Regions from separate parts of the Homo sapiens genome. Here all the other regions are linked to region 1. Evidence: chromatin loops called from intact Hi-C (ENCODE). Cell type or tissue: endothelial cell of umbilical vein. All regions are shown on one strand. Links, peaks and the distances in the headings refer to the core of each region. The heading gives the core; the rest is flanking DNA.

Region 1 (10,592 bases), core at 1,509-9,508:
CTCTGGCCTTGTGGGCTCCTTCGTCCCAGTCTCCTTCCCCATCTCTTCAGCTCTCTGATGCCCTTCCTAAAGTGCTGTTTCATTATGTCACACCCTACTCAGTTACTCTCAACCTTCCCCTGTCTCCTAGCTGGGCATTCAAGACCCTTCTCATTCTGGCCTCAATCTGTTTCTAGTCCCATTTCCTTTTGCTCCCATCCGAGGATGCGGCTCCAGCCGGGCACCACACCTTGCCCCGCAAACATCGCGTTTGTTCTAGCCTCTCACTCTGTACTCACACTAGTCCTTCTTAGCATGCCTTCCCTTCACCTCTGCCTTTACTCTCACCCCTTGTCCCAGACCTAACCCAGTCCCCATCCCTTCTGGGAAGCAGCTCTGTCTGCATCAGCCCTTCCCTGCATATCAGTAGCCTTCACGCTATGATCCATTCACTCGACCCTTGACCCTTTAGTCCAAATTACCTTTTCATGTGTGTGTGGCTTGTGTCCCCAGCCAGGCTGAGGACAGACATGTGAGGCATGGAAGGGCATGAGCTTTGGAGCCCAGGGACTGCCATGCTCACTTCCCTGGGATGCATTTCTTCTTCTATAAATACAAAAAGTCTTGGCCAGGCATGGTGGCTCACACCTGTAATCCCAGCACTTTGGGAGGCTGAGGCGGGTGGATTGCTTGAGTTCAAGACCAGCCTGAGCAACATAGTGAAATCCTATCTCCACAAAAATACTAAATAAATAAATATAAAAGATCTAACTCTTGGAGTGGTTGTGAGGTTCACCTTAGTGCATATAAAGTAACCAATGTGTGCCATGTACATAGTAGGCCCAGCTCAAGCAATGGGCTGCCTTTCCTCTCCATGGCACTGGTTACACAACAGATCCTGGGCAAAAGACCTATGGGTCTCCTTCCAAGCCCCAGGGTAAGGTAGTGGTTGGCATCCTGCCCTGCGCCCATGATGGGTACTAGACCCTCAGTGCAGCCCTTGTCCCCTGCCCAACAGGCCGCTTCCTGGAGCTGCATATGTACATGACATCTGCACTGGGCAAGAATGACATGAAGGCCATTGGCCTGCAGATGGCCCTTGACCTCCTGGCCAACAAGGAGAAGAAAGACTCCATCACGGGGCTGCAGACGCGCACCCAGCCTGGGCGGCCTGACTGGAGCAAGGTAATGCCAACTGGAGCCCTGCAGCTTGCAGGTATGGATGAAGCTGAGAGCTCGAGGCAGCGGTGGGGAGACGAGGCCCAAGCTGTCAGGGGCAAAGTGTGAGGTTAAGTCCAGAGTCCAGAAGGGACCTCGTGGTGTGAAAGGTAAACAGGGCACCTACACTGGCTTTATCACTAACCTTTGTTCCATCATTAGCCTCAGTTTCTCCATCTGTTCAGAGAGGAAGTTAGTCTCTATGACCTCAAAGACCCCTGCAGCCTTGACTCCCTATGGACCAGTGTCAAAAGGCCTGAGTGGACAGGGACCTGGAAAAACAACAAATCTTATCATCTCCTGTTACAAATGGGGAAACTGAGGCACAGAGACATGAAATCGTTTGCAATCCTTTTATTTTATTTCTCAGATTGGTTTTATTATTTTTCTTTCCTGAACACTTACTTGTCAGGGTTTGCGGTTTGCAGGAAGTGGCCCAGAAGGTGCTGCTTTTAAAAGTGCTGCAGATGACCCCATGCCTGGGTCATGACAGCTGAGTGGGAGGGGAATGTCTGTGGTGAGTGCTTGGGCATCAAAGAGGACTTTCAGAAAAAGGCAATTCATAAGCAGAATTTGGGGTAGAAAAGGGTCCTCACTGGGGGAAAGACTGACATCAGGAAGGATATTTAAATCACAGCAGGGTGGCCAGCCCTGGGGACTAACACCAGGTTCAGACTCCCATGGGAGTCCCAGAGCACTGTATGCATCTCTCTGCGTGTCTGATTTAGTGCCTGTCTCCCACAGTTGCAGATCCTTGAGTGGAGGGCCTGGGTCTTATTTATTTCTGGCCCTGGTCCTCTACCTGGGGTTCTGGGTCATGTTGCCAGCTGAACAAATGGCTCTTAGTTGAATGGCTGAGTGTTGAACTCTGCTGTAAAACCCAGCAGCTGTGCCATGCAGCTCCCTGTGTAAAATGGGAATGCTCATTGCTGCCGACCCGTTATGCTGTTACCTCCAGGTGGTTGTGTCACTGGTGAGTCAGCAGCTCCACCTATCTTCCCTCTTCTCTTCCTCAACCCCACTGACTCCAGGTGTTCCAGAAAGTGGCTGCTGAGAAGAAGGGCAAGGTGCAGGTCTTCTTCTGTGGCTCCCCAGCTCTGGCCAAGGTGCTGAAGGGCCATTGTGAGAAGTTCGGCTTCAGATTTTTCCAAGAGAATTTCTAGCCTCACCTCTCCAAGCTCTGCCCCAAGTCCACACCATGGGTCTGCTTCATTGCATTAGTATAAATGCCCCCACAGGGACCAGCCTCAGATGACCCACCCAATAAGACAAAGCCTAGGGACCCCCTAATCCTGCTCAACAGAGAGAACAGGAGACCCCAAGGGGCAGATGAACTTCCTCTAGAACCCAGGGGAAGGGACAGTGCCTTGTTCAGTCTGCTGTAGATTCTGGGGTTTCTGTGAAAGTGAGGGAACCAGAGGCTGGTCACGGGAGCTTGGGGGTGGGGTTCGAGGGGGCAGAGGGCAACCACTCCTCCAAACATTTTCCGACGGAGCCTTCCCCCACATCCATGGTCCCAAACCTGCCCAATCATCACAGTCATTTGGAAGCTTATTTCTCCGGCATCTTATAAAATTGTTCAAACCTACAAAAAGTGAGAAGAATCATACAGTGAACAGTGTTACCTACTTTCTAGACTCCTCAGTTAATAATTTGCTCTGTTTATCACATATTATCCATCAGTTCCTCCTCCCTCTTTCCATCTGTCAATTTATCTGATTTTTTGGATGCATTTTCAAGTTAGGTGCAAATATCTCAGCACACCTTGCTACTTGGAGGAGCCTTCTTCAAATGCACATTCCTTGGTCCCACTACCAGAAATTCTGATTCTGATGATCTGGGAATGAAACCTGAAATATGTATTTTCCACCAAATCCATTTGCATAGGGAGAAATAAGCAGCATCTTTCCCTGCCCCTCCTTGTGTCTTTGTCTCCCCATCTCCCTCTCTCCTGGCGCGTCCCTCAGAGCCTCTCTGGGCTCTGTATGCTGGCCTCTTCCTTCTCTCTGTGTGCTGAGTCGCTTGAGAAACAGGATGGAGACAGCCTCTTTGTGTGCCTCTCTCTGTCGTGGAAAGGCCAAGTGCCTGGGGATGAAGCGGGCTAAGCCTGGAAGCTCAGCTCAGCCACACTCTGGCTGTGTGGCCCTGGAAGCTTCCCCATGTCTGTTATTTTCATCTGTGAAATAAGCTGATGCCATCCGTCAGTCACAGTTGCTGTGAGGTGACATGAGACGCCAAGTGCTCAAGACATTCCACCTCAGTTCAGCTCCTTGCTGCTCCAGGCTTTCGTGCATCTACATCATTTCTCTTTATCCTGGCTCCCTCTGTCTCTGTTTTCCAGCCTCTGTTTGCGTCTGTCCCTGTCTGGGCAGGAGGGAACAGCAGAGGCAGCAAAGGCTCTCTCAGCACATACTGTGGGGAGGAGCGGCCCTGGGCAGAGGACAGGGTGGGCCTCACCTCCTCCATCTGAGCTGGACATTTCCATCTGTGCCACACCATGAGCTCCTGTGAGCCCCACATTTCCTGGGCATCCTCCACCTTGCAGTCAGTCCTGATAGGTTCTCTTCTTGACAGTGTAAAGCACCCTTCCCCAAGGCTGCCATCATGGGGTTGGAACCAGGCACTTTCCAATGGGATTGTAGCTGGCACCTTTCTTTTCCATGGGTTGGAAGTCCATGGTTGCAAAGGGGGAGGTAAAGAAGCCGGATCATAACCTGGATGATGATGTCCCTTATCTAAGGTGGGGCTGGGATGCAGCAGTAGGGGTGGGTGTGACCTGCAGGGGATGAGCCAGTTGGGTGGATGGAAGAATGAAGGTGGGGGAAAGCTCTCTTCTGAAAGGGGCAATAGGAAGGGGATGGTGGAGGAAGACGCTGAGGCAGGCCCTGGGAAGGGGAAGGCAAAACATACCCTGAGGACTGGGACAGAGCAGGATGGGAGTGAGGATGTCATCTTTAAGATGTGAGGAGGAACGGGAAGAAGAATACGAGAGGAGGAGTGGGGCCTGCAGTCAAGGAGAGGCTAATTCGGTTTGGGTGGGTGGAAAGCGGGGCTCGTGCTTGCACCAAGCCTCCATCTCCCTGGACTGGGAGTCAGCAAGGCCAGGAGACCTGGTGTTGGGGCCTTCCAACCAGATCGTGTTTAATTTCCAGCAAGCCTGGGGAGGCACACAACTCACCAGGGAAACTCACACCTGGAGTTTTACCAGCCTGAGGCCACACACTCTTGGAACCTCTTTCCCTCTGTTGAGTCTGTACTTTCCCCTCTTCATCAGGCTTGGGAAGGCTTGGACAAAACGCTCTCTGGGGCACAGAAGGAAACTAAAGAGGGTGTTCTGACTTAAGGTTGGAGGATGTAAACAGGCTGTGCCAAATCATTTGGAAACGTGGCAGAATCTGTTTAGCACAGGATGTCTCACACATGCACTCAATGCACACACACACATGCATGTCACCGTTTTGGATTCTTTCCCATCTCTGTCTACACCGCCTTAACACATTTGAGCCCTGCCCTCAGTCCTTTGCCCTCTCGTAACAGATTTCCACCAGGCTCCCACCCGCATATACAAATAGTCAGCTGTTCGTTTAGGACTTAATAATATAGTGGGTGGGAGCAGGTGGAAGGACTTGGACATACGATTCTAAAATCCGTGAATGCCCACATGTGTGACGACCATATGCCCGTGTCCTGAGGTTTTCTCTCCAGACAGATTCCAGTTGCCCACGAGAGGGCGCTGCAGAATCACGGATCTCAAGCGGGTTTGTTTCCCAGGAAGTGAGACTGGTCCGTGAGTGGCAGTTAATCAAAGGGAAAGGGGCTGGGAAGACAACGCCCTGTTCCAAAGCTCCCCACTAGAGGCAAAACCTCCAGGCTCCATCTCTGTGAAGTCAAGAGACTTCATGTTCAAGGTCAGTTTCTCTAGCTGGCAGCTTCTCACTGCCGCTGCCTTCCCCCAGAAACTCTACCCTCCCCATACCCAGTGTCCAGTTCTGGGCTTTCCTCTTTTCTGCTTGCAACAAAATGTCCATCGGTGAGGTCAAGTTGAACTGAACAGGCCTGGCTTGGGGAGAGTTCACAGGTCCAGGTTCTGTCTGCCTCGGTGGACATGTCATCGAAGGCAGCAGGACCACACATGTGAGTGTACAGCACGCATGGTCTGACCATCTGGATGTTTCCCAGATGTGCAGATGGGCATCATCGGCCATCAACAGGAAAATGCATCCGGATGACTGGCTGACTTTTCTTCTCTCACCAGATGTTGCCAATGCTGTAGAAACATCTGGGCCCACGACAGATAAGGCTGACACATGCAAAGAGAAGAGAGAAGGAGCAAGGCCAGTTATCGGCACGTGTGCCCATCCTCCCCCATGAAGCTGCAAACTCCCCAAGGCCAGACATGGGGACCCAAAGCCTAGCACAGAGTGTAGACCAGATGTCGGTTCCTCCCAGGGCAAGGGGTTACTTAAATGGAATTATCCTTACAAAGAGTCTTTTGCACCTAATTGTCACTTGTAATTTGGGGAACAAAAGCACAAACACAAGCCCACTGAACCACTTTGCCAGGTGCCATTGCACTGTTCTGTGAGGACAGCGCTGACGGAGACAGCAGGCATTCCTGAAATGACCAATCAGGCAGGGCCCTCCTGGACGAGCGGCACAAGTGCAGGCTATTAATACACTGAGCTGGGGCATTCGTGGGAGGGGAGGGGGCATGGGCAACATGGAGAGTCACCAGGCTGGCAGACAAGGTTGAAGGTAGGGAGGGATGAGGAACATTAGCCGAGACTGGCTCTGGGCCAACCTGTTGGAGACACAGTGGACAAACCTTTGCCCTCTGGGAGGCAGGGCACTGAGTCCTACACTTGCCTCTGCCACAGTCTGCTGTGTGACCTTGGGTGTATCATTTGACCTCTCTGAGTTCTCACTTTCTTATTATAAAGTGAACAGATCAAGTATGTATGCGTTTAAGCACTTGTCATTTCTAAAAGGATACATGAAAGTATATTTATCTGTGTGCTCTGGGGAGTGGGAATGGAGGGATACAATGAAGGAAAGGATTTTGTGTTTTTGTTTTTGTTTTACTTTTTGCCCTTCTGTAAAGTTTAAGTTTTTATTAATATTATAGTTTTATTTTAAAAAGAAACCCCAAATAGGATGTCATGTAAAAGAAAAGAAAAAACAAGTACCAAGTGTTTGATATAATCCTATTTATAACACAGAAAATAAATGACATATGTATATCATGTGGGGATAAATAGATAAAAATACACGGAAAGACAGTTAGAAGCCAGCCTTAATCTGTCTTGGGCCCAGACAGCCCTTATCTGTTGGGGGCCCAGATGTGTCTACAGCATTGTTAACATCTGGTGAAAGGAGAAAAGTCAGCCAGCCATCCTGATGCGTTTTCTTGCTGATGGCCGATGATGCCCAAATGCTAAGCAGTTCGCAGTGGTTAACTGTGGAGGAGGCAAAGGAGGACTTGAATGTTTTCCTCTTATCTGTTTCCTGTATTTGTGTGTTACCTGAGTAAGGTTTCACTTCCTGTATTACTCATGTGATATTTTACTTTTTAATTTATGTACTTTTGTATGGCTTGTATCTATTTTTTAAGAGTAAAACAAAATGCAGAGATTATCTGCAGTGTTGTCTAAGATCCTGAATATTGATTTGGTATCAAGTGAAAGTATTTCGGGCCTAAGCCAGGGGACTGGCCCTCCCCGTCAGGGGTCACTCCGTGGGCTCTTCAATAAGGGAGGCTCCTATAGTGCCCATTATCAATATGCTGCTGGCCCTGAATGGCCTAAGTATTAAAATAAAATGCCCTGTCTAGGCCCAAAACTAGTCCAGAAGGACTGTGGAGGCCGTGGGCATACACGTGAAATTGTGTGCACAGGGGCTAAGCCCAGCACCAGCCCAGCCTGGGAGTTGAGATGCCTCAGGGCACACTGTCTGTGCTAAACAAATACTCATATTAACCAGCCTTCCTGACAGATTGATGCATCTTTTTATGATCTGTCTTTACAATATGATGACTCTCTCCTTTTAAAAATAAGATTAATTCAGACAAGACATTTATTTTATGAGGAAATTCATCCCAGGGGGAAAAATACTCAACCTGAATGGCAGAAATGGCTGGAAAGAGACTTGACTCTCAAGGAAGCTTCCAGCCTCCAACCTTAGCCACCCAGCCATGGCCCCAAAAGGGCTGCCCTAATACTACTCAGGGACAAATGGGCCCTCTTAAACTACCCTAGCTGTGTGAGTGTAGCCTGCTGGAGAAACAAAGAAAGACAGGTAGTGAGTTTTAGTGTGGCAGGGAAGAAAAGGATGCATTTTTTGGTAAAGGAAAAAAAAATTCTGAGATTTACCCAAATTTGGCTGGACATGAGTTTATAAATACAGATTAAGCTTGTCTTTAAATAACCCTAAAGAATGTTCAAGAACAGTGAATGATTTGTCTCTGTGTCCCCAGTGACTAGAATAGCGTCACCACCTAGTAGGTGCTTGGCGTGTTTCATGAATGTTTCCACTGCTATGGTCTGTTTCAGCTGGTGACCCCATGAGGTACCCTTGGCTCCTCTATCTCCCCCATCTTCCTCCTTCAGCCAATCATCAAGCCTGTCAACATGGCATTCTAAATGCTTCTCAAGCACATTTCCTTCCCCACTGGCCCTGCCTTGGTTCAGTCCTTAAATTGCCTATTGCCTGAATTGGTGCATCAGAGACAGGCTGGAGAAAGGAAGACCAGTTAGCCAGAAAGGAAGCTTGGAAGACCACCCAGCTAACTGGTCTTCCTTTCTCCAGCCTGGCTCTGATCCATCCTCCACACACTGCTGTGGGTCTGACTGCACACCTTCTTTTTGGAGGACTCTCCTATTATAGCCATCAAACTCCTGAGTCTGCTACACAAGGCCCCCCCAACATAAGCCCTAGATGAAGATCTGCTACCATTACAGCCAGTATTACCTGGCCCTTGCCTACCTCTCAGGTCTTGGCAATGTCCACCTTGCTTTTTTTACTTTAAATAGCATCATTTCGTGCTCCCCCAGGACACTGTGCAGCTTCGCACCTCCAAGCCTTTGCTTCTGCATCGCCTGACACTTGGAGCACCCTTCTCCACTTTCAGATTGAGACTTCGGAACACTTTATCATCAGCCTATCTGTAAAGACTTCCTTGCTGGTCCCTCCCATCGCAGAATAAACAGCCTGCTCCGTAGGATTGTACTGTACGTACCTACTTGTACCTACACATGTATTGGACGGTATTGTATTTGCCTACTTACTTGTCTGTGAACTCCTTGTGGGCTTTGTCTCCCCAGTGCCTAGTGATCAGAATAAGTGTTGGTGAGCTGCTGTGACTCCTTTGAGCCTCCTTCTCATTCCTTTCCCTATTTTCTCTGCTGCTCCCCTGCAAGGGTGAGAACATCCCACCATACCCGCAGGCAGACAGGACCAGTGGTACAGGTGGGTAGAGCAGCTGGCTGCCTTTCAAGGTGCACCTTCAGGGGCCCTAGAAACATCCCGCCTCCCCCCAGCTCTAGCTCTAGATCTCTCACACATGCTTTCATTCCATAGCCAGGGATCAGGTTGAATTTGCAAACCCTAGAAATCCACTGGCAGATGTGCACTCCACCTTAAAATCACACTAAGATGGGACAGGCTGGTGACAGAGCTGCTCCCAGCTCCCCCTTGGTAAAATGAGGAGGTGGGGGCCGGGTGTGGTGGCTTACACCTGTAATCCCAGCACTTTGGAGGCCGAGACAGGCGGATCACAAGGTCAGGAGATCGAGACCGCTGTGGCTAACACAGTGAAACCCCGTCTCTACTAAAAATACAAAAAAATTAGCCAGGCGTGGTGGCTGGCACCTGTAGTCCCAGCTACTTGGGAGGCTGAGGCAGGAGAATGGTGTGAACCTGGGAGGCGGAGCTTGCAGTGAGCAGAGATAGCGCCACTGCACTCCAGCCTGGGGGACAGAGGGAGACTCCCTCTCAAAAAAAAAAAAAAAAAAAAATGAGGAGGCGGGGCTCATGGTGGCTGGTTCCTTTGTGCTACCTCCTCCTTCTCTTCCTCATTCTTCTTCTAACTCAAAAGAGATGAATGACTTAAAAAGCAAATGAATCAGAGATAGGGAAAGCAAAAAGAGAGGTAATTTTGCTAAGTTATTATTCAAAGGAGCTCTCTGGGACTGAGAGCAAGAGTGGCCCCATCAATCACCTAGCAGAATGGGGCAGGCGGGGGACCCAGCAGTTGGTGTCTGTGGATATCTCTGTGCGTGAACAACCAGGCCAGGAGCCTGGGGCCCTTGCCAGATGCCACAGAGGAAAGAGGCCAGAGGGACACTGAATGGGGACAGTTAGCCCAAAGGCCTGAGAGGGCTTTACTGACCTGCTTTACTCAACAGAGCCCCCTGAAAGCCCCATTCTAGGGCGGGCCAAGAGTGGGAGGAGGGAGATATGACTGACAGGGGCGTGGCAGGAGCCTGTTCTCCCCAAGGCGTTGCTACCCTGAGGGAAGAAGCCACTGCCTCATTTGATCAGATGGGGATCCAAGCCATACTCATTCCTGTATTCCAGGCCTTGGCCTAGTGAATGCATTCTCACCTGTAAAATGGGGATGATCATAAGATTGGTACTATTAGGTAGAGTAATGGCAAGGATTAAATGAGTGAATGTACATGAGGTGCTTAACGCAGTGCCTGGCATGTAGTATATTTCAGTCAATGTTGTCTGTCATCATCCTCATCACAATTACGTTCTATGGAGGCAGGCAGGCAAAAACCAAGTAAACAGATGAATAAACAATGACATTACGGAGAGTAAGTGCTCTCAGAAAATAAAACAGGGAAGCGGCAGACAGTAAGTGCAGACAGGAGCACGGGTACCTGGAGTCAATCCCCTGGGGCGCACATGCCAGGAGTTGTGTGATGACAGGAAGTCATGAAATGCTTGGTGTTTTAGTTCTTCCTTTACCCCGTAAAGTGAGGGCAGCAATGCCCACCTCACCATGGAGAGTGTGTGTGGGAGGGGGCATAGTGTGTGAGAATGTATGTGAGTGCACGTGGTGTGAGTATGTGCATTTGGGGAGGAGGTAGAGAATTGGATAAGGTACAACTGTAAACTATCAGCATTGGGGCACAAAGGTTCAATAAATGCTGATCATTGTTCCTGCCTATGACAAGCCTCAATAGATACTAATTCAATGATAATGTGATTTAGAAATTTCCCAGATGTTAGGACTTTCTCAGGGAAAGGTTATTCAACAGGGAGGTCGCTGTGGGTCCCCCACCTTGCATGCACCCCTCCGCAGCTCCACTGCCCCCTGGAGGTCTCTGCAGCCCCTCATCTTCACGTCCTTTGTGACCAAGCCACATTTGGAGGCCTAATAAATGCCTTCC
Region 2 (10,592 bases), core at 1,497-9,496, 350 kb after region 1:
CCTTTTAAAATTTGTTCGATGATGTATAATGCAGATTCTCAGGCCCAAACATACTGACACAGACTACCCACAGTGGGGGAGGTGATCCTGTAGTTTCAAATTTTTAGCTAAAGCTGTAGGTAATTTTTAATATAAGGGAGTTCAGAAGCACTGATATAGTCCAACCATTTTTAAATACAATTTCAGACTTAGAAAAATGTTGCAAAATAGTGCAAAGAATTCCCAGGTACTTTTCACCTTTTCTCCTTTCCTCCCTTTTCCAACAGTGAGAAAGCTGACTGCCATTAGCCACAATATGTTTTATTTTATTTTATTTATTTTATTTTTTTTTGAGACGAAGTCTCACTCTGTTGCCCGGGCTGGAGAGCAGTGGCACGATGTTGGCTCACTGCAACCTCTGCCTCCCATGTTCAAGCGATTCTGCCTCAGCCTCCTGAGTAGCTGGGATTACAGGCGCGTGGCACAATGCCTGGCTAATTTTTGCATTTTTAGTAGAGACAGGGTTTCATCATGTTGGCCAGGCTGGTCTCGAATTCCCGACCTCAAGTGATAGACCTGCCTCAGCTTCCCAACATGCTGGGATTACAGGCATGAGCCACCTCACCCAGCCCATGATACATTTTATCTGCTCAATCCTAGAATGTACAGAATGTTGTTTCAGAATTACCAACTAATGTCTGTGCCTACTAATTAGAATTCAAAACGTTTCAAGTTTTTTTTTTTTGTCTTGACCCTGAGGGCAAGCTTGATTCTAAATAGTCACAGTTACCTGGGTTATTTCCCCCTTTCTGTGTATGTTATTTATTTGAAATATAGTTCAAGTCATTTGTTTCTTTTTGTGTAAATTTTACAGTCCCCCAACTCCCCAACACACACACACACACACACACACACACACACACACACATCCCCAGGTTGATTTTATTAATTTGTGTTTTCTGTATGTAAACATTAACATCTAACCATTCATGTTACAAATGGCCTGGCGAGAGAGATTCATGGCCTGGGAACCTGAGACAATGTTTCTAAGGCCACTGAGTGACCAGCAGGGCCTGGGAGGGAACAGTGTGCGGAGCATGTCCAAGATCCCAAGGCAGTGCTGTCTCCATTTTACCACCTCCCCTCAAACACTCGGGGCTTCAGCAGTTTCTGGTCATTGGTGTTTACTGGGTTCCCACAGCTGGACTTGCTTATCTGGGTGTTTGGATTAATATATGATTTCGAATTTGTGTAGTGTCAGCCCCTCTTCAATGATTTGGATAAGACTCGCCTGGTCCAATTTAACAGTTTCTAATAAAGTTAAACTTACCGTAAGACCCACAATCCCACCCAAGAGAAATAAAAACACACCTACATAAAGACTTTTACACAAATAATTATACCAGTTTCATAATCTCCAGAAAGTAGAAACAACCTAAATGTCCAACTGGTGAATGAATAAATTGTCCTGCATTCATACAGTGGAATAGACTCAGCAACAAAAAGGGAACAAATTACTGGTACATGCAACACATTGATGAATATCAAAGCATTATGCTGAGTGAAAGAAAAGACATTCTGGAAAAGGCAAAAGTATAGGGAAGAAAATCAGAAAAGTCGTTGCCAAGGCCTGGGAGTAGGGGCAGCCCAGAGAATTTTCCACTGTGATGGAAATATACGTTTGATTGTGGTTACAGCACACTATATATTTGTCAAATACACATAACGATACAACTAAAAAGGGTCCATTTTACTGTATGTAAATTATACCTAAAATACTTGACTTTAGAAAGAAAAAAGCCCCTCAGTTCTCTTCTCCCCACCCTCCTACGCGCACTCCTGATCTGGATCTCTAATTCTATGGTAAAATGCAAATCTTTTAATGGCTATAGGTAGCCCTTTGCTATTTTTGAATAGAAAAATGATGTAATTATTTGGTAGTTTTAAGGAAATTAATAAGCCAGAGAACTTTAATACAGAAGTGAGGGAGGAAGAAGAAACTGGCCTGAAGAGAAGCTGGAGGTGGTGCGATGTAACTGGGTCCTCAACTGGAGCGTTCTTTGAAGGGATGATTCATTCATCCCTTCAAGCCATGTATGGGGCACCTGCACTGCTAGGCACTGGGCATGCAACGATGCCATCTAGTGAGGCTGTGGGGATAAGCCAGTAGAGGAGACAGGAATGAACAGTGACTGCCAATTGGAATGTGAGTGCTGAAACAAGTCAACAGGTGCAGTGAGTGGGAAAGGGCAGTTTTGGGGGCGTGGGGGCTGTACCACGGGGCCCAGTATCCACAGCAGGGTAGCTGGCAGATCTGCAGAGAACTGAAGGCAAGGCATTGTCAGAGGAAAGGAGGGAGGAGAGCGTGACAGCACAGAGAATGGCGTGTGAGCCCAGCGTGTTCAGGGCACTGCAGTTCAACATGACTAGAGGGGACAGGGGGCAGTGATGGGTGATGAGCCCCAGAGGAAGCGTCTCAGGGCCCTGTGGTGGGTCTCCAACAATGGGGAACCACTGCAGAGTTTCATATAGGTATGTGACATAATCAGATCCATGATTTAGAGATGAGCAAAATGGAAACTGAATTGGAAAGTGGCAGCAGAGAGGCCTGTTAGGAGACTGCTGTCTTTATCAGACAAGAGAAGATGGTGGCTGAGGAGACAGAGAAAAGTGGAGCAGTTTGGAGGTTTGGCTACTTAGTAGGTAGAACTGTTAAGATTTAGTGATTGAATATTGAGACAGAAGAAGAGAGAAAAGCTAACAATGTTGCTTTAGACTCTGGCTTGGTGGATGCCATCCACTGAGAGGGAGCAAGTTTGGGAGAAGAGATTAGAATGTGTTAGATGTGAGATGCTTGTGGGATATCGAAGTGGAGAATCCAGAAGACAGCTGGATATATGGCTCTGGAGCTCAGAAGAGCAAACATGAATGGGATGTGAAGCCATATGAGTGCTTGAGAGTGCCTAGGGAAAAGGCACACCTAGTGACCAGCTCTAAACCCTGAGCCCCAACATTTAAGGGAGAAAAAAAGAACTCACAAAGGAGACTGAGAAAGAAGGGCTAGACAGCTAGGAGAAAAAATAAAGGCATGGGAAGAAAGGAATGGGCAACATTTTTTAGTGTTGTTAAGAAGCCAAGTAAGACAAAAGTCAAATAGATTTAGCATCAAGGAAGTGGTAATTTTGGTGACAAGAGTTCCAATGGAGTCTGAGGTAGAAGCTAAACTGAAGAGCAACTAGGATATAAGTAGTCAGCAACCAAGCCCAATTCCTAAATGATAAAAATTCCAAACTCTAGGCCAGGTGCGGTGGCTCACACTTGTAATCCTAGCACTTTGGGAGGCTGAGGCAGGTGGATCACTTGAGGTCAGAAGTTCAAGACCAGCCTGGCTGAGGCAGGAGAATTGCTTGAACCCCGGAGGCGGAAGCTGCAGTGAGCCGAGATTGCGCCACTGCACTCCAGCCTGCGTGACAGACTCCGTCTCAAAAAACAAAACAAAACAAACAAACCAACAAAATACCAAACTCTAGCTTGACAACAAAGTCCTAATCATTCAAAGACTTCAACATAGGAAGCAAAGCAATAAAAGCACTAGGAAACAAAAAATGAGAAATAAAATAAAAAACTCAGAATGGATGTATTTTTCCAGTATGACACAAAACAGAAGCCATAAAAGAAAAGACGGATTAATCTGTCTACCTGAAATTTTTTCCAAGCTGTCACAAAACATATACAAATAAAAATAACCAAAATGTGAAAAATAAAAGTATTTAAACTCGTATTTTGGATGAGGACCAATTTTTTTTTAATATAAGAACTTTCACAGATCATTAAGAAAAACGAACAACCAATAGAACAAAGAGGCAAAGAATATGAACACAGTTGATAGAGAAGGAATCAAAAGGGCTCTAAAATATATGAATAGACAACATTTATCTGAAAATAAATGAAAAATTTAACTACATGTTTTTTCTCACCAATTGATATGAGATATCAATAGATTGGTAGCTACTGAAAAGTTTGATAACACTTTGAGAATTGTGGAGAAATAGGCACTCTCATACAGGCTGGTGGGAGTGTACATTTGGACAGCTTTTATGGAGAATGATTTGCAATATCTGTGAAATGTTACACATATGTATACTCTTTGACTCAGCAATTCTGTTTCTAGAAATGTTTCCTACATATTTACCTGCATTGTATAAATTTCCACATTCATTCACTATAGCTGTATCTGTAATAGGAAAAGTTGGAACCATCCTAATGTGCAATGTAGGGGTGGAAAAGGTGTGATACTTTTCTTTACCCATCTTAAGGGTCACAGCTGACACTACCATAACAAAAAACAGGTTAGCAAGATAAATGGATAACTTATTGAATCACAGTTTTATGGGATGTAAGTGCCTTCAGAAATGAAGACCCAAAGACCCAGGGAAAGCTGTCCATTTTTATGCTTAGATGAGATGAAGAATGGACAGCTGTGTAGAAATGTGATTGTACAAAAGGAGTATGATCTAATAGTAACAGACTGAAGGAGGAATCCAGCAAGTCCTGTCTGTTCAGATTCTTCTTGGCCTCTCTGTGCAGCTTTCCTTCTTCCTGAGTGTAGGGCAAGACCCTTTTGGAACGAGGGTCTTATGACAAGGTACATCAAAGAATGTCTTTATGGCCAGCTCTTACACAAAAAGGTGGGGGAAGGCTAGATTAATATTTCTAGGTTTTTCTAGAATAATGTTTCTGGCTTGCTTGGGAGAAAAGGGGTTCTAGTTTCCATGACCCGCCTTGGGGAACAGAAATTCTGGTTTCTATTATTTGCTTTAGGAGACACAGAGGGGTGGGAGACAAGAGGGCAGGAGAAAGTCAGAGACAGACTTTGCTTTTAAGGCTTCTCTGAGGCACTTTCAGTCTTCTTTAGTTCAAAGCACTCAGTGTGCCAAAGAGCCATACTCTGGGGTGTCGTTTCCTGAGCACCAACAATATTGGCCAAGGACATTGTGACTATCCTTACCAGTGCTGTGGTCCTTTAGGAAGTTGAGAAGGGGCTAGAGTTCCATGAGAGCCCAGGTGTAGATGTGTATTTGGTAGTCATCGGCTTAGGGTCAAAGACAGAAGTGATATAGAATCAGTTCATCTAAGGCAAGAGTAGGTTCAAAAGGTTGCCCCTTAAGGGTAAGGACCAAATTTTATTCATCTCCGTAAGGCCAGGATCAAACACAATCAAGATTTGATAAAACAGGCCGGGCGCAGTGGCTCACGCCTGTAATCCCAGCACTTTGGGAGGCCAAGGTAGGCAGATCACCTTAAGTCAGGAGTTCTAGACCACCCTGGCCAATATGGTGAAACCTCATCTCTACTAAAAATACAAAAATTAGCTGGGCGTGGTGGTGCGCGCCTGTAATCCCAGCTACTCGGGAGGCTGAGGCAAGAGAATTGCTTGAACCTAGGAGGTGGAGGTTGCAGTGAGCTGAAGACTGCAGTCCAGGCTGGGCGACAGAGCAACTCCACCTCAAAAAATAAAAAAGGAAAAAAAAAAGATTTGATAAAATAATGTACATATAGGACAGAGCTGGAGGGAAACCCAGGAAAGGTGAATCAGAGAGAGAAAAGACGCCAAGATAATGTGGTGACTTGGGAGCCAGAGAGACGGAGCCTGAGACTTGGAGCAGGGCACAGCACAGGAATACAACACTTTTCACCAGAACGACATTCCGACCTCTGAATCAACCCTGGAAAGGCCCTTCCATTGAACTTCTTGTGATGGAGGAAAAGAAACCCTCAGTTTCGTCATCGCAAGGCGGAAGAGTTTAAATACCATACCTCAAGATCTCCCTCCAGCCCTGACACGCGACTCCGCGGCCCTTTCAGCGTCGGTCGCCTAGGAGACAAGCGCCACTTCCGGCAGCGAAGTCACTTCCGCGGAGGTCCTGCCTCTCCCTGCGGACGGGCGCTGATTGGCCCGTTTGAAATGCGCCAGGCGGGAGCTCACCTGGGCTCTTAGCGTCGCCGCCGGCTTCGCAGAGCACCGCGCCTTAGCCGCGAAGTTCTAGTTCTTGCTGCCGGTCCTAACGTCCCGCAGTCTTCGCCAGCCAGCCGTCCCGCATGCGCGTTTGGGCGGCGTGGAGCCTGCTGCCATGAAGTCAGCGTGAGTACGAGGCCGCCGAGCAGGGAGAGAGGGCGGACGGGGGCCGAGGCCTCGGGGCTGGGGGCAGGCGTCTCCACTCAGGCCGCGGCCGTACGCGGGCAGCGCGGACAGCATCCCGCCCGGTGCTGCTGCGGCCGCGACCCCAAAGTGGGAACCTCCACGTGTGGCCGCTCCGCGGGAGCCTGGGCGCGGAGACCCCTGCCGCGTCGCCCCCCGCCGCCCCGCCTGGGCCTCCAAGGGGCCAGGAAGGGTCGGCCCGGAGCCGGGGTTGTTTTACGCCGCACCCGGTTCCCGGGGGCGGGGCAGTCCTCCTCGGGGTCCCGGGACAGCCTTTCCCTTCTCCCTCGCTGGCTGCCGCCGCCTCCAGAGTGCAGTTGGCCAACTTAGTGCGGGTCGGAGGTGGTCTCGTGTGTGGAGCAGAGCGAGTGTGCTGGGCATTGGTTAGATGGGCTCCGTTTCTGGAGAGCCCTGGCACCGGTGATCGCCGCTAGCTTTTTTTTCAGCCGAGCACCCTGTCCTTGAGGCCGAGCCCATCCGCTTACACAGGCCAGTTACTTCTGCTGTATTTTGTGGCCGCAGAGAACCTCCGCCCACATTCCTAAGCTAATATTTTCGGCGCAGCATCATTCCTGGGTAAAGAAATATTTGTCGTGCAAAGGAGAGGATTGGCTTTATTACCATTTAGGGAGTCGTTTGCAAAAGACAACTTGTTTATTAAGAGGCCGAAGTCAAAATCTTTAGATGAAAAAAATTATATATAAGAAATATACGTTGAGTTTAACTTAAGCCCACCACAAAGTATTTTGCACTGAATAACACGAATTTGCTTGTGTTTCATCTGAGAATATGTTTGGAAAAATATTTTTAAACTACAGTCGAAGCCAATAATCTTACTTAATTTTAATGTGTTAAATGTATATCTAGCCTATAGATAAATGTGAAGGGAAAAAGATGAGATGCTAGAGAAATGGTGAAATCAATCAAAATAACTTTTTGATTGCCCCTACTTAAGAAACCAAGAAATTGGCAGTTTGGGACCAGATTTTGTTTGGAGACAAAGAGTAATGTTTTGAGCATTCAATGACTGGTTGTTCCTTGAAAGTACAGGCGTAACCCTTGACGAAAGAATGGTTTCCTCCATGTGCATTTTTATAGTGTATTGAAGTTAATCGCTTGTCAGTCTGTAAAGTGTGGGCAGTTATAATTTGTAGTGCCTCTGTTAAATTGTTGCTCAAGAAAATATGCAAGCCATTTTAAGTATAGAACTAATCAGAGAATAAGTAGGTAGCTTTGGTACCAAAAATGTATTCTAAAGCAAATTTTAATTACTTTTGGATTACGCATGCCACAAACACTCTGCTACTATGATTATTAATGTTATTTGGGATGCAGTGTTTTGCAACTGCTAAGGGATAATTTACAGATAACCTAGAAAGATTGTATAAGTTTTAGGTGAGGCTTTTGTATTCGTGTTGAACTGAAAAAAAAGTTATTATTATTTTTTAATCTATGACCAGGAGAGCTAAGACACCCCGGAAACCTACCGTGAAAAAAGGGTCCCAAACGAACCTTAAAGACCCAGTTGGGGTAAGGTATCCCTGTAAATTTATGTGTGGTGTTTAAGAAACTTATCTCTTCAGTCCTTTCTGTCTTATGTGTATGCTTGGAAGGGAAAGAAGAAGACATGTGGAAGTATAATCAAAGAACATTTAGTTAAATGGATGTACTACATTGTGTAAAACTAGTGCTAGCTGTGAAATTTTCTCTATAAGATTAATTAAATTAGTCCAGTAAAATGAAGTCTTTGGTTGTCAACTGCATACCTTCTGTAATTATAATTTGGAGAGTTAGATAATTAAAAATCTCCAACTGGGTTCATATTCATCCCAGAGAATATGAACTGAGTTCATGCCATACAGTAACTGATGGCATGAGGAGAGTTCCAAACTTCTTGGGACCAAGTTTAATTCAGTTAAATTATGAAGAAAAAATGAAGCAGGCAAAAAGAATAAGAATTTTAAAACAAAACAACAAATGGCAAACAAAAAGGGTTCTTTGCTCTGAGGTATTTTAAATCTATCCCTCGTTGCCACTGGAGTGGGTCCCTGGCTCTGAGTTAAGGGAACCGGGTGCTTTGCACACAGCTGAATGAGTTTTCCTCAAGCCCCCTCCCCTGCTTTCAAAAATGTCTCTGTAGGCTGGGTGCGGTGGCTCACATCTGTAATCCCAGCACTTTGGGAGGCTGAGGCGGGTGGATCACCTGAGGTCAGGAGTTCGAGACCAGCCTGGCCAACATGGCGAAACCCTGTCTCTACTAAAATTACAAAAATTAGCTGGGTGTGGTGGTGGGTGCCTGTAATCCCAGCTACTCGGGAGGCTGAGGCAGGAGAATTGCTTGAACCCAGGAGGTTGCAGTGAGCTGAGATCATGCCATTGCACTCCAGCCTGGGTGACAAGAGAGAAACTCTGTCTCTAAATAAATAAATAAATAAAAATGTCTTTGTATATTAAATGTTGGGTTAAGCTGACAAGTTTTTAAATTGACATCCATTTCCAAGAAATTCTAACAGTTTTAAAAATCTCGTGTGACATGTTGTTGACTTTTAGAGATATTAGTAGTAGTATAACTATTATTTGTGTACAATATAATAGTGAATACACTGCAATTTGATTTTTATTAAAATTTATTTTAATTTTGTGTGTATTTAAAGTATTCTCATATCTAATACATACTTGTATTTGTCAATCTCAAGTAGCAGATTTTAATTTTCTTAGCCCTTGGAGATACAGAGCTCTTAAATTGAGAGACTGAATGTTTGTTGAATGAATGAATGAATGAGAAGCTTAAGTGAAAAATCAGGCAAAAGGTCGAACTTTCTTCTTAAAGCACCTTCCTATTTCTTCAGGTATACTGTAGGGTGCGCCCACTGGGCTTTCCTGATCAAGAGTGTTGCATAGAAGTGATCAATAATACAACTGTTCAGCTTCATACTCCTGAGGGCTACAGACTCAACCGAAATGGAGACTATAAGGAGGTAATTCTGATTTGGACCAAGTTGTTTTTACTCAATATGTTGTTTCCTGAATGACTTCTAGATTTTTAGATGTAACAAAGTTCATTTGTGAGCCCACATTTTCAAAAGACTTATTTACTTCATTATAACCACTGTATCTAAAGTGTTTTTGACTTCTGGGATGCACAGACATACCTTTGGTATGCTGGGGTTAGAGGATTGCTTTTAGCAGATAATTTCTTACACTGAGTATTATTGTTTCTTAGAGCATGTGTTAGGGATGATTTAATGTGGAATGATACATGATTGTGCTAGGCAGTTTTATATATACAACTTGATGTGTGGAAATGAAAATAACATTTAATAATAGACATTGTTTACTTGCATCAACCTCCTATGCAGTGTTTTTATTTTTAGTAAAGTTTTGAGTCAGCTCAAAAATATTGTTTAGCAAATGTGCTAAGCTAATAGTTGGAGGGTGGAAGGAGATTAAAAAAAAGAGCATGACATACTCCTTGCCTTTAGAAAGTTTATAACTTAAGATATATGGTAAACAAATAATTCTCATATAAATAAGACAGAAAGTTAGATGTGCTAAAGATGAGGGGACCGTGGGAATGCAGTAGGATTAATTCAGGCTACCATTTCTACTTCTAGCTGTCACTCACTCTTTTGTGCCTACTATTCCTGTGAAATTGCTCTTCAGAAGACTACCAGTGGCCTCTTTGCTGCTAAATTTGATGTATACCTCTTCATCCTCATTTTAACCTGTTTGTCAGCAGCACTCTCCTGTCTCCCCCTCCAGCTCTCCTTGTATCTCCAGCTGAAACCTTTTCTCTGGCTCTCAACATTCAACCACTTACTTGATATCTCTGCTTGGATGTCACATGTGCATCTCAAATTTTACATGCCCAAAAAGGAGTTCTTGATTTTTCTTATTCCCTCTCTAAATACTTCCTCCCTTGTTTTCTTCTCAAGGAATGGCACTATCGTGTGTCCAGTTGCTCAAGCCAGAAACCTGGTACCTACCTTTTACTTGCCTCTCCTTATAACTAGTTCATTAGTAGCTCCTATCAGTTATATTCCAACATGTGTCTTGAAACTGTCCTTTCATTTCCATCTCCACTGCCACCACCCTAGTCTGAGCCCCATTATTAATCACTGAGACCAGAGCTACTGTAATGAAGGAGTAGCTTTTTTATTTTTAATGCGTCACAGCTGAGACTTTTGTACAACTTGTGCTAGATGGAACTGCCCGTGTGAGTTAGACAATAGGGAACTAGTTCATAATCTCTTCATAGAGATGAGCCTATTGAATACATGCTGAAATACTGATAATTGAGCAGTGCCAGATGGAGGCTCATGCCTGCAGTCTCAGCACTTTGGGAGGCCAAGGTGGGTGGATCACCTGAGGTCAGGAGTTCAAGACCAGCCTGACCAATATGATGAAACCCTGT
Region 3 (10,592 bases), core at 1,652-9,651, 81 kb after region 1:
ATGTGTCCATGGAGTAGGAAGGCCATGGAACCTAGCCTATTTGTCTCCCTTGAAAACCTTGACACTCCTTAATTAAAGAGGTTGGATTTGGAGATGGATACATATGGAAATGAAGCATATATGTGTCTTATTTTGTTAGGTTGGAAAATGCCACGGGAAAGCTGTAGATCTGCATACAGTTATCTCGATGATCAAGAGCAGCCAGCAGTCAGAGGTGACTGGCCCTCTGTGGTTGGTGTTAGCAAGGAGGATAAAGACACTGTCTGCTTTTAGAAAAAGCATTTAGGTGAATCTCCTGGCTGAGTGCTCCTGTGGGGCTTGGATAATGCTGATGAATATGTGCATTTTGAAATGATCAGGAGTCAGCCTGATAATCCATCACATGTAAAGATGCCTTTGGGAGCAACTAACCCTTTCTTTGCTCCTGTGAAGTTCAAACCCTTATGAGAAGGGGCTCCTAGGCATCATTACCACAGGGTTTATCATCATTATCAGCCTTCATGGTTGCCAGCATAGGTTCCTGAAAAGCCTGCTTACGTATGGTACTTAGATAAAGCTGTGTCTAGGACAAGCCTCACTGCTGCCCTCAATAGTCTTGTGATCCAACCCATTCCAGTCTATGCACTAGGAGACTGGGTGAGGTGGTAGAACAAAGCATGGCCTCTGGAATCTGGAACCTAGGTCTGGATCCTGACTCTGCCACTTAGTAGCTGTCTAGTCTTAAGCAAATTACTCACCTTCTCTGAGTCTCCGATTTTCATCTATAAAAAGGATTGCTAATAATACCTCTTTCTCAGTGTTGTTGTGAAATATAATGTGATAGCCACTATTAAATATTTTTATAAGCAAATTTTAAGTCCCTTCCCTTCCTGTCCACCATTAGTCTCTGTATTAGTCCATTTTCATGCTGCTAATAAAGACATACTCAAGACTGGGTTAATATGTCAGGAAAAAGAGGTTTAATGGACCCACAGTTCCACATGAGGAGGCCTCACAATCATGGTGGAAGGCAAAAGGCACGTCTTATATGGGAGCAGGCAAGAGAGAAAATGAGAGCCAACTGAAAAGGTTTCCACTTATAAAACCATCAGATCTCATTCACTTATAAAATCATCAGATCTTATTCACTACCATGAGAACAGTATGGGGGAAAATGCCCCCATGATTCAGTTATCTCCCACTGGGTCTCTCCCACAACACATGAGAATTATGGGAGCTGCAATTCAAGATGAGATTTGGGTAGGGACGCAGCCAAACCATATCAGTCTCCAAAGGCAAACAGTAACCTAGACAAGGGAGGGCATAGATGTGGCACACATGCTGCTCCTCTCTCTTCCAGTGCCTGTGGTAGGCATCAGTAATCAATCACTGCACTCTACTCTGTTCTGCTAAGCTTAAACGAGGCCCCAAAATCTTCAACATGGTGTTCCAGGCTGCACAACCTGCTAGGACCTATACGAGTGTCTGCAGAGCTCTTTCAGTTCATCCCTTCGTGGTGGCGGAATCTCAGTTGAACCTAAGCTATGATCCCAGTAGGATCCAGAATGTTCTATAGACTGTTGGGGCAGGCCCACTAGGGTCTATTTCCCAGGAACCAAGGAGCCTCCTGGAGAAGAATTTATCCTAAGAGAAGAGAGCCAAAGAAGTAAGGTTCAAGGTAATAGTCCATGGTGCAGGAGGTGGGGATGTAGAATCTGCCACTCAGGATGACCTCTGCCTATCCCTACCGGACAGATGCCTGAGCCCTTTTTTAGAGGAAGGGCTACAAAAAAATTATAAAGGAGTAGTTTCTCAATAGTGGTCATAGATAGTGATGGTCTAGCACAGCTGCTGCTTTGGGGCCAGCAACTGCTTCCACTATGGGAGCAGACATAGTACGTCCAGCCTAGATTCCCATGCCAGGTGTTGGACTCGGCAAGTGGTGGGCATGGGCAGGTGTTGAGCATGGGCAGCTTCAGCATACGCACCAGAGAGCACCAGCCACAGAAGGACCCTTCGTGGCACCCCCAATGCACCAGGCATTGGCAGATACCCTCTGTGGCTGCTTCTTGTGCTATTGGTGGTGACCAAAGATTTCAGTGCAGTGAGGCAGAACAAATGAGCGGGCTGGTGTCAGGTGCTCTGAATCCTCCACAAGCACAGTAAGTCACCCATTGGGAGCCCCCAGAGCAACCTGGGAGGGAATTTAAAGTGTCAAAGAATGGGTAGGAAGCAGCCAGAGAAAGATTTTAAAATAGTATTCCTTGAGCTCCCTCTAATCCAGCCCCTGGTGGCCTAGGAAACCAGAGTTAGTATATGATCTTGAGCCATTTTGCATCTTATGTCATTTTTCAAATATTTATAAGTCACCTCCGGAATCTCTGAAGTGAGAAGAGTGTCTTTTGTACGCTAATGAGATGACTGGTGGCTGGCAGCCCCTAGATGGCTTCAGAATGGGGACTGGTCACAGGGAAGTCCCTCTGGTTAGGATTTTCAGCCCCATCCCCCAACCTCCATGAGGGGAGAGGAGCTGAAGGTTAAATTGATCATCAATGGCCGGTGATGTAATCATTCATGCCTGTGTAATGAAACTTCCATACAAGCCCAAAAGGACAGGGTTCAGGAAACTTCCAGAGAGCTGAACATGTGGAGGCTCCTGAGGGGTGGTCTACCCAGAAAAGGCATAGAAAGTTCATGCCCCTTCAGCCATACCTCTCCCTAAGCATCTCTTCCATCTGGCTTTGTAACATCCTTTATAATAAATTGATAAATGTAAGTAAAGTCTTTCCCTGAGTTCTATGATCCTCTTTAGCAAATTAATCAAACCCAAGGAGGGAGTCATGGGAACCTGGATTTATAGTAGGTTCGTCAGAAGCACAGGCAAACAGCCTGGGGCTTGTGACTGGTATCTGAAATGGGGGGCAGTCTTATGGGATCTGGCACTCTCTCCAGGTAATAGTGTGGCACTGAATTGAATTAGAGGACACCCAGCTGGCGTCTGCTACAGATGGCTTGGTGTATGGAGAAATACCTCCACACATCTGGGGTCACAGAAGTATTCTGTGCTGTGTTGTGGTGAGCAGAGAATAGGAAAAACACACTTTGGTTTCTCCTCTATAGCTAGAAGGTATAGACCCTAGAAGCAGTACGTGGATTTTATGTCTCATTGTGTCCTCCATGGTCTCTAGTACAGGCTGGTATGATGGTAGTTCCTCAAAAAAGTTTGGTCAAAAGAATGAATTAACAGAAGGAAGGAGGGACAGATGGATAGGTGGGTAAATGAATGGATGGATGGTGTGCCACCCTGCAAGCCAGCATTGATGGTCCTGTAATACTGATTACTATTTGCATTTTGTTTCCTCCCCACCCTCTCTCTTTTCCTTCCTTCAAATATTTTTTCTTCCTTAGTTCTCATCAACCCCATCTTTGGCTCCATTGTGAGGTTCCTTTCTCATAATTTCACTCTCTTGAGATCAGAATGAAAAGCTGGGTCAATTTTCCATTAATTAATTCATTAATTAATTGAGTCAATAACTGTTTATTGAGCTCCAGCTGTTCCTTTGTCCATTGATGCAGTCACTTGACAAGATGCTTATTGAGCACCGGTGGTGTGTCTGATGTGGTGCCAGAAGCTAACTGATGGGGAAACACAAAGATCTAAGCAAGATCCCTGCTCTCTGGGGTCCAACATCTAAATGACAAAGTGGACAGAAGCCAGCAAACACTGAGCTCTGCTGACCCGTTGCTCCCATCCTGATCAGTAGCCCCATCTTCAGGTTGTGAAGGTCAACCCACCTCCAAACCCCATGTTGTTTTGCCTCTTGTTCTTTGTTAATTGGTCTAACAGGTTGCCTGCAGTGGCCACATAATTAATATGGCATTTGCAGAGACAGGCACTCTCTGCTCGCTACCTCCCTTCGCCCTGCTTCTTGCTTCATCTTCAGTCTCCCCTGCTCCTTCCTCATCTGAATCCTCAGAATGCAGAATTAGAAGAGATCTTGGGGTGCTTCTGGTTATCCAGAGCCCAGCATGGGTGTCCCATCCACAGCGTCTCAGAAGCTGGTCCCTCACCGTGGCCCTCACCTCCAGCAACAGCCTGCTCTCTCTGCTTCATGAGCCTCCTGTCCTGCCCCACGAAGGCACGTTCATATGTTCAGCTCAAGTTGACCCACGTTGTCTGGACTGCATAAGTTAGAGCCTGGAATAATCCTGATTCATCTTTTGAGCTGCAGCCTTTCAGATTTTAGAATTATGGCTATTATGTTCCTTTTCAGGATTTTCTTGAGGATAAATATTTCCAGTTTCTCAGCTTTTCCAAATTCAAATTTGACCTCTCACAATCCTGAAGATGTTTCTCTGGACAGCCTCTAGTTTTTCTAGAGACCCCTCAAAATGTGCCCCATTCCCCCAAACTGACTACTACAAAGAGAGCTGCCCAGCAATTGAGGTCAGCTGGGTTATTGCCTGGTTTTAAGTGACCACTCTATTCCTACTTGTGCACCCTAAGTTTTCATTAACTACGATTTACATACTGCTAGCTCTTATTGAACTTAGAGCCAAATAAAACTACCAAGTCTTCTTGACATGAATAAAATAAAATAGCGTTATATGTTAAGGTTAAAATAACCCACTAGGATTATCTGCTAGTCCAATCTACTAATTTTACAGGAAAGGAAACTGAGGCCCAGAGAGATCAAGGGACTGTGAAAAGGCTCATAGCTTGTGTGGAGTAGGGCACAGCGGGGACTCCTAACTCCTGATCCAGTGCTCTTTCTAAAACACCAGGCTGCCTCCTGATTGGCAGCCATTTCGAGGGTAAATAGAACGCGTCTTCTACTTTCATGTCAGTCTTTCTCATGCAGTGCTTTATGCTGTTGGATGTTGGAACCCAACGCATGACCCTGGGTTTAGCCCTTTGGGATTTCATCTTATTCATTTCATGCAATCTGTCGAGATAATTTCCAGCCTGATTTTGTGAGGCATTGCTGTGGCAGGTCCTCCCAGGCTTGTGTCGGGCTGACGTATGGAATTTTCTCCAGCTCTGGATGCTTTTCATTCTGTGCCCTGTGCCAGAGTGTTCCACCGCAAACCTGGCAGAGGAGACGCACTGTCTGAAGCCAGACGCACCGCGCGCTTCCTTCTCCCCTCGCCTGTCTGCCTGGCGGATGTCTTCCACGTGAGTCTCTCTCCTCCCACTTGCCTCCTGCCCTGCTTGTTAGGTAGGAGCCCCACAATCCATCCCAACTGTACCACCAGCGTGGAACTTAGGGGCAAATGTGCCAAGCAGGGTTTTGTTTTATTTTGTGAAATAGCCTTTCTTGAGAATCTACCTGTTGCAGAAAAAAAAAAAAAATCCCTGAACCAAGCATACTCAGACATGTTTCCTATCCCTTTATGGACTCACATTACGATTCTCTCCTTAGTTTTCTCATCTATATAATGGGAGGAGACAGAAACTCAGGACTAGTAAGCATCTACTCTGTGCTAGCAGCTATGCCAGGGGCTTCATTTACGTTTGCCTTTACGTTTACTTTTAACTGTCAACACAAGCCTGCAGATGATATCCCCATTTCAAAGAAGAGAAAACTGACCTCAGAGAAGTTAATTTGCCAAGGCTTATCCAGTTAGTAAGTGGCAGAGTTTCTTTACCCTCTGCCCTCCCTTGCTGAGTTACTATAAAAATCAAATAATTTAGTAATGAATGTAAAGCTTCTTTGAAAAGTGTAAAGCACTCTGTAAACATAAGGGAGAATTGTTAAAATACTTAGGTTCCTCACTTGCTTTGTCTCTCCTTCTTCTTTTCTGTCACCTCCCTAAAGTATAAGCAGCTGCCTTCGGTCCAGACCTATCAAAGAAATGTCATAAAACTATTTTTCAAAATGTCAAATGCCTGTGTACTTTAGCCCAAACTAATTATGCCCTTTGATTTTCTCGAAGTCACAATGCAAAACCCTGGGAGCTTCGAGGATGTGCCCTTTCTCCTCCATCCTGAACTAATGGAAATCAAGGCTGAAGGCTGAGCCTGCCGGGGAGCCCACAAGAGCCCCTCAGTGCCACAGAGGCCTGGCCTGACTTTGGCAGGTCTCCAGCAGTGACCACAGAGTGCTAAATAATAATAGGGTTGAATTATTTATACAGAGGCCAATGACTCATGAGGCATGGTCCACTTCTAGAAGAGTGCCAGGGTCCCAAGTCTAAGGTGAGTGGCCACCAGAGGGAGGACTGCAGTCCTGGCCTCTAGAGCACCAGTGCACACACCCCCCACCCCCCCACCCTGCCATCATCCCACCCCATGTACAGCAGGCACAGCTCTAGCACAGTGCCTGGAGGGCAACTAACATTTCAGTGACATTATTGGGTGTTTACACCAAGCTAGCTATTTGTGCATACAATTTCCCATTTCATCTCTAAAACAATTTTTATTTTTCATATTTTTCCTGATAAAGAAAGTGAAGCTTATGTTTCAGGTTATACAGTTGGCAAAGCATAGAGCTGGAACGAGATCCAGGTCTGACATTTCTAAGATACCATGTGCTATTTCTTTTAGAATTCCTCTTTCCTGACAATTACATTTAAAAGCATAATCTGGGAAGTGCAGATGGTGCCAGGCCCAGTCTCAGGGCACAATGGATTCTTTGTATGGTCTTTAGGGCCCTTTGTGATCTGATCTCATTCTGGATTCTTCTTATCAGACACAATGTTTTTCATCATCAGAATCACCTGGAAGCTTTAAAATACAGATTGTTGGAATCCATCCTTGGTTTACTGTAATCCAAATAATTGGTACTGGAATCAATTATTTGTATTTTTAAGGCTTCCAAGTGATTGTGATCATCAGTTGGTTTGGAAACTATCATGTTATGTGCAGAAAGTCACTTCCAAATTCCCATCCATATTCCCATTTGTGTGACTTTGCTCAATTCCATGGACTTCACTTAAATTGGCTTTTTTCTACTCCCACCCATTGTTCTCATCCAGCTCACACTCCATCACCTCTGTAAGGATCTTGGCTCCCAGAGCTTCCAGAAATGCTCCATCATCTGTATTCCATTAACACCTTTGGCTCTAAACTGATATATATTAGTCAGGATGTGAGTTTAGAAGCTGTCCGAGAGACCCAAAATAGCAGTTTTGCCTCATTTAACACCTATAAATACATCCCTGTCTTCTCTCACGGTACAGAATAATCAGTCCATCAGGGACCCAGGCTCCTGCAATCTTGTCGCTCATCCCTAGCGTGGTGCCTTTGTTCTCATAGCCCAAAACGGCTCATCACCATGCCCATAACCAGACACTGGAAAAAGGGAAAATGGAGTAAGGAAGAGCAACGACAAAGAATTGCACACAACAATTAGGATCACCTTCCACTGTCCAGAACTTGATCACATAGCCACCCTTAGCTGCAACCAAGGTTGAGAGATTTAACTTTATTTTGCATCACTACATGCCTAGTAAAAATGGAGGGTTCTGTTAATTGTGCTACTGGTTGGGGAGAATGGGTATTGGGGAACAACCTAGCAGGCTTAACTTCTACTTGGGATTGTAATTTTCTCTTTGTGTCTGTGTTTCCAGCTAGACTATAAAAGCTCTGTGAGAACTAGGCCCCTGACTTACACCTGTTTGTGATCCTTCTAGGAAGGCACTAGATCAGTACCACTGGTTGGCAAGATAGACTAGAGTGATTGACAAAGCTCTGGAATTTAACTTTTATTTTAGTCCTTGTTTTCTACAATTTAGCACAAGTTTCTTAACCTCTCTGGGCTTTAGTTTCATAGAATCATAAAATTTAGTTGAAAGTCACCTTCGATATTATCTAGTGCCATCCTCTCATTTTGTAGATGAGGAAGCTGAAAACCAGAAAGAATAGTGACCTGTCCAGGACACAAAGCTTTATAAATAGAAGAGCCAGAGACCAGGTCTCCTAGAAACCAACCCAAGGACAGCACTAAGGTGTCTTCCCATATCCAGAAAATAAGTACAAGGGACAATGTTATCTTTAAGCTTCCTTCCAATTCAGAAACTCTGAGCCACATATGCAGTCACATTTGTACCCCTTGCTCAAATTAAGTATAAAAGTGGGATAATTTCCAAGCACTCAACCACTGCATCCTGCTGGATCTTGCTATGTACTTCAGCAGGTTAGATGGACACTCAAGAGGTTCAGTTCAGTGCTTTGGGTTCCAGGGTCATCTAAGAAGTAAACTGGGTGGAGAAAGCAAAGAAGAGATACTTGGGTGACCCCACTCTCTGGTCACAAGCAGTAATATTCCCTGTGAGCTTCTTAGGAGATGACACAGCTCCAGGTGTTGTGGAGCAGCTGCCCTCAGGGAATTTGGAATCCAGGTCACACACAGTTAAATAGCAGTAGAGGAGGGCGTATGTAACATTAAACAGAAGAAACGTCACAAGGCAAACTGGCTGTAATAATAATAACAGCTTCAATTTATTGCTCAACTGCAATGTGTGCCCCACACTGTGATAGGTGTTTGTTTTATAGGCTTGATCTCATTAAATCCTCACGACAAGCCTCTGGGATTACTGAAGGTCATACAGCTGGTAAGTGGTGATTAATTGTCAGAGGAGTGGTGTGAAGAACATAAATTATGGCGCAGTTCAGAAAGAGAGAAGCCTGAGGATGGAGTGGTCTGGGAAAGCTCTGTGAAGGAGGAGAGTTAAACAGGATTCTGAGGGTAGGTGGGATGTGAAGGAGGTGAGAAAGAGGGAAAGTGAGTGTAGATGGCAAAGGCAACACAGGTACAGGGGACACTGAGTTAAAAAATTCCCAAGTAAAGCATGAGAGTAATTAAATCCAAGGGCAAACATCCAAGCTGTGGAATTGTGGGGCTAGGGAGTGGTGGGGGCAATGAAACACCCAATGATCATTCTTGGAAAAGGGATAAAAGGTCAACTGAAGTCCCATAGCTCACATGTGGCCTGCTACAAAAGAAAAGAGGAAAGAAAATGACTGAAAAACTCTAAAGGCAATTGTGTCAAGTGACTTACAAAAAAAAAAGTATCTTTTCATCCAGTAATCTCTCTTCTAGGGTTTAAACTAACAAAAATTTCAGAGACAGAGTGAAAACTGAAAACAAATGTCTAAATAATAGGAGAATTCTTGAATATATTATCACACATATACATGGTCAAATGTTATGTAGCTTTTACAGAACGTACTTTTGAAAAATGTGTAATGATGTCACATAATGTCAAGAAGCAGAATGTGGTCCAGGCGCAGTGAGTGGTTCACACCTGTAATCCCAGCACTTTGGGAGGCCAAAGAAGGTGGATCACCTGAGCCCAGGAGTTTGAGACCAGCCTGGGCAACGTGGTGAAGACCTGTCTCTACAAAAAACAAACAAACAAAAAACCCCACAGAAATTAGCCAGTGTGATGGTATATGCCTGTAGTCCCAGTACTTGAGAGGCTGAACTGGAGGATCGCTTGATCCTGGGAGGTTGAGGCTGGGGTAAGTCGTGATCACACCACTGCACTCCAGCCTGGGTGACAGAGGGAGTCCCTGTCTCAAAAACGAAACAAAACAACCCTCCCCCAACCAAAACAAAACAAAGAAGCAGAATGCAAAAAAGTATAGTACCACAGTTCGTCATTTTAAATTATATGTATGTATATATTATGTAAAATCATATGTGAGTATACACACACAGAAAAAAAGACTGAAGGAAAGACAGCATATTTACCATGGTTATCATCACAGAGTAAGAATGTGGGTAAGTTTTGCTTTAGAGTTTTCCTTTTCTATATTTACTAAGTTATGTTCAGTGAGCACACACTTTTATAGTAATAAAAATGTTCATTTAAAATTTTTTAAATTTAAAATGCTCATCCTCTGCCATAAAGCAATATTTATAAACCTCTTGCTTTGTCTTCAAAGAAAATTCATTGTCTCTGCCTTCAGTATGCAGACACAAATATTCCAACCAAATGATTATTCAGTAATTGCTGAATCCATAGATTTTTTTGAAAGTTCATTTAAACTGGGTTTTCCTGGGTTCCCATGTAACGCTCCCAGCTCCATGGCTCCCAAGGGACTGGAAACATTAAAGTCTCCCATTAATGTTCTCTGGAGCCATTTAGATAAATTGTCTTCCCCAGAGCTATAAATCCTAAATGAATGACACCCTTATTTCAGGGGACAGGTACCAAAGCCTCTTTCAAACTTGATGATTTATGTATCTGTGGCTTGCAGAATGTCAGGGGTCCTTCATCAATATCCACAGGGCCTTCCCAGGTATAGGAACATACCACATCTGATGGAAAGACATTACTGTACTTGGGTCAATAGCTTTCACCTTTATCCGTCCTGCTTGCTTTGCGTTGGGGGTTTATTTATTTTTCTTTCTTCCACTGAAATAGCTGGGATATGAGCTGAGTAAGAGAGGCAGTGCATTAAATATAACTTGATCAGAATCCCAGGCTGTCTTTGCCCTCACTGCAATAGGGGCAACATAAAGGTTAATAACTGAGAGAGGCCCCCACGCACTTAACCACAGTGCAGCACCCCATCACCAAGTGACAATTAGGAACTCTCCATGAATGCCAATGACTGGTGATCAAACAGAGCTTCACCCAAACCAGGCGCACTTTTGCATTAG

The links. Hi-C counts contacts between places; a loop is a spot of excess contacts. Peaks named below come from ENCODE experiments on the same cell type or tissue, not always from the same donor. Only the 100,000 strongest peaks of a DNase experiment are listed, where the experiment ranks them.
Region 2: it touches region 1 in a loop (6-fold over the local background); 12 of 110 quality-filtered maps call a loop at or near these places.
Region 3: it touches region 1 in a loop (4-fold over the local background); 9 of 110 quality-filtered maps call a loop at or near these places.

What each region holds. Positions count from the first base shown.
Region 1 is chr15:69,054,337-69,064,928 of GRCh38, forward strand. SPESP1-NOX5 (SPESP1-NOX5 readthrough) reads left to right here. Exons shown (of 17, transcript NR_033672.2): 16 at 998-1,164; 17 at 2,229-8,426. NOX5 (NADPH oxidase 5) reads left to right here. Exons shown (of 16, transcript NM_024505.4): 15 at 998-1,164; 16 at 2,229-8,426. The coding sequence ends at 2,360. Among named protein-coding and RNA genes, the nearest start is that of EWSAT1, 21 kb to the right of the region's middle. RefSeq lists an enhancer at 5,645-6,144. In endothelial cell of umbilical vein, for the core only: a CTCF peak has its summit at 4,935 (motif pointing right); a DNase peak (open chromatin) is centred at 4,945; H3K27me3 peaks cover 614 bases.
Region 2 is chr15:69,408,356-69,418,947 of GRCh38, forward strand. It overlaps KIF23 (kinesin family member 23), which reads left to right and starts at 5,994. Exons shown (of 24, transcript NM_001367805.3): 1 at 5,994-6,121; 2 at 7,639-7,708; 3 at 9,028-9,156. The coding sequence starts at 6,111. KIF23-AS1 (KIF23 and PAQR5 antisense RNA 1) reads right to left here and starts at 6,674. Exons shown (of 2, transcript NR_132971.1): 1 at 5,797-6,674. RefSeq lists silencers at 6,164-6,283, 6,314-6,393. In endothelial cell of umbilical vein, for the core only: a CTCF peak has its summit at 2,120; DNase peaks (open chromatin) are centred at 5,936 and 6,626; H3K4me3 peaks cover 1,579 bases; H3K27ac peaks cover 1,967 bases.
Region 3 is chr15:69,135,422-69,146,013 of GRCh38, forward strand. No RefSeq gene overlaps it. Among named protein-coding and RNA genes, the nearest start is that of GLCE, 20 kb to the right of the region's middle. RefSeq lists an enhancer at 3,364-3,865. In endothelial cell of umbilical vein, for the core only: no CTCF peak of the experiment used is centred there; a DNase peak (open chromatin) is centred at 6,110; H3K27me3 peaks cover 261 bases.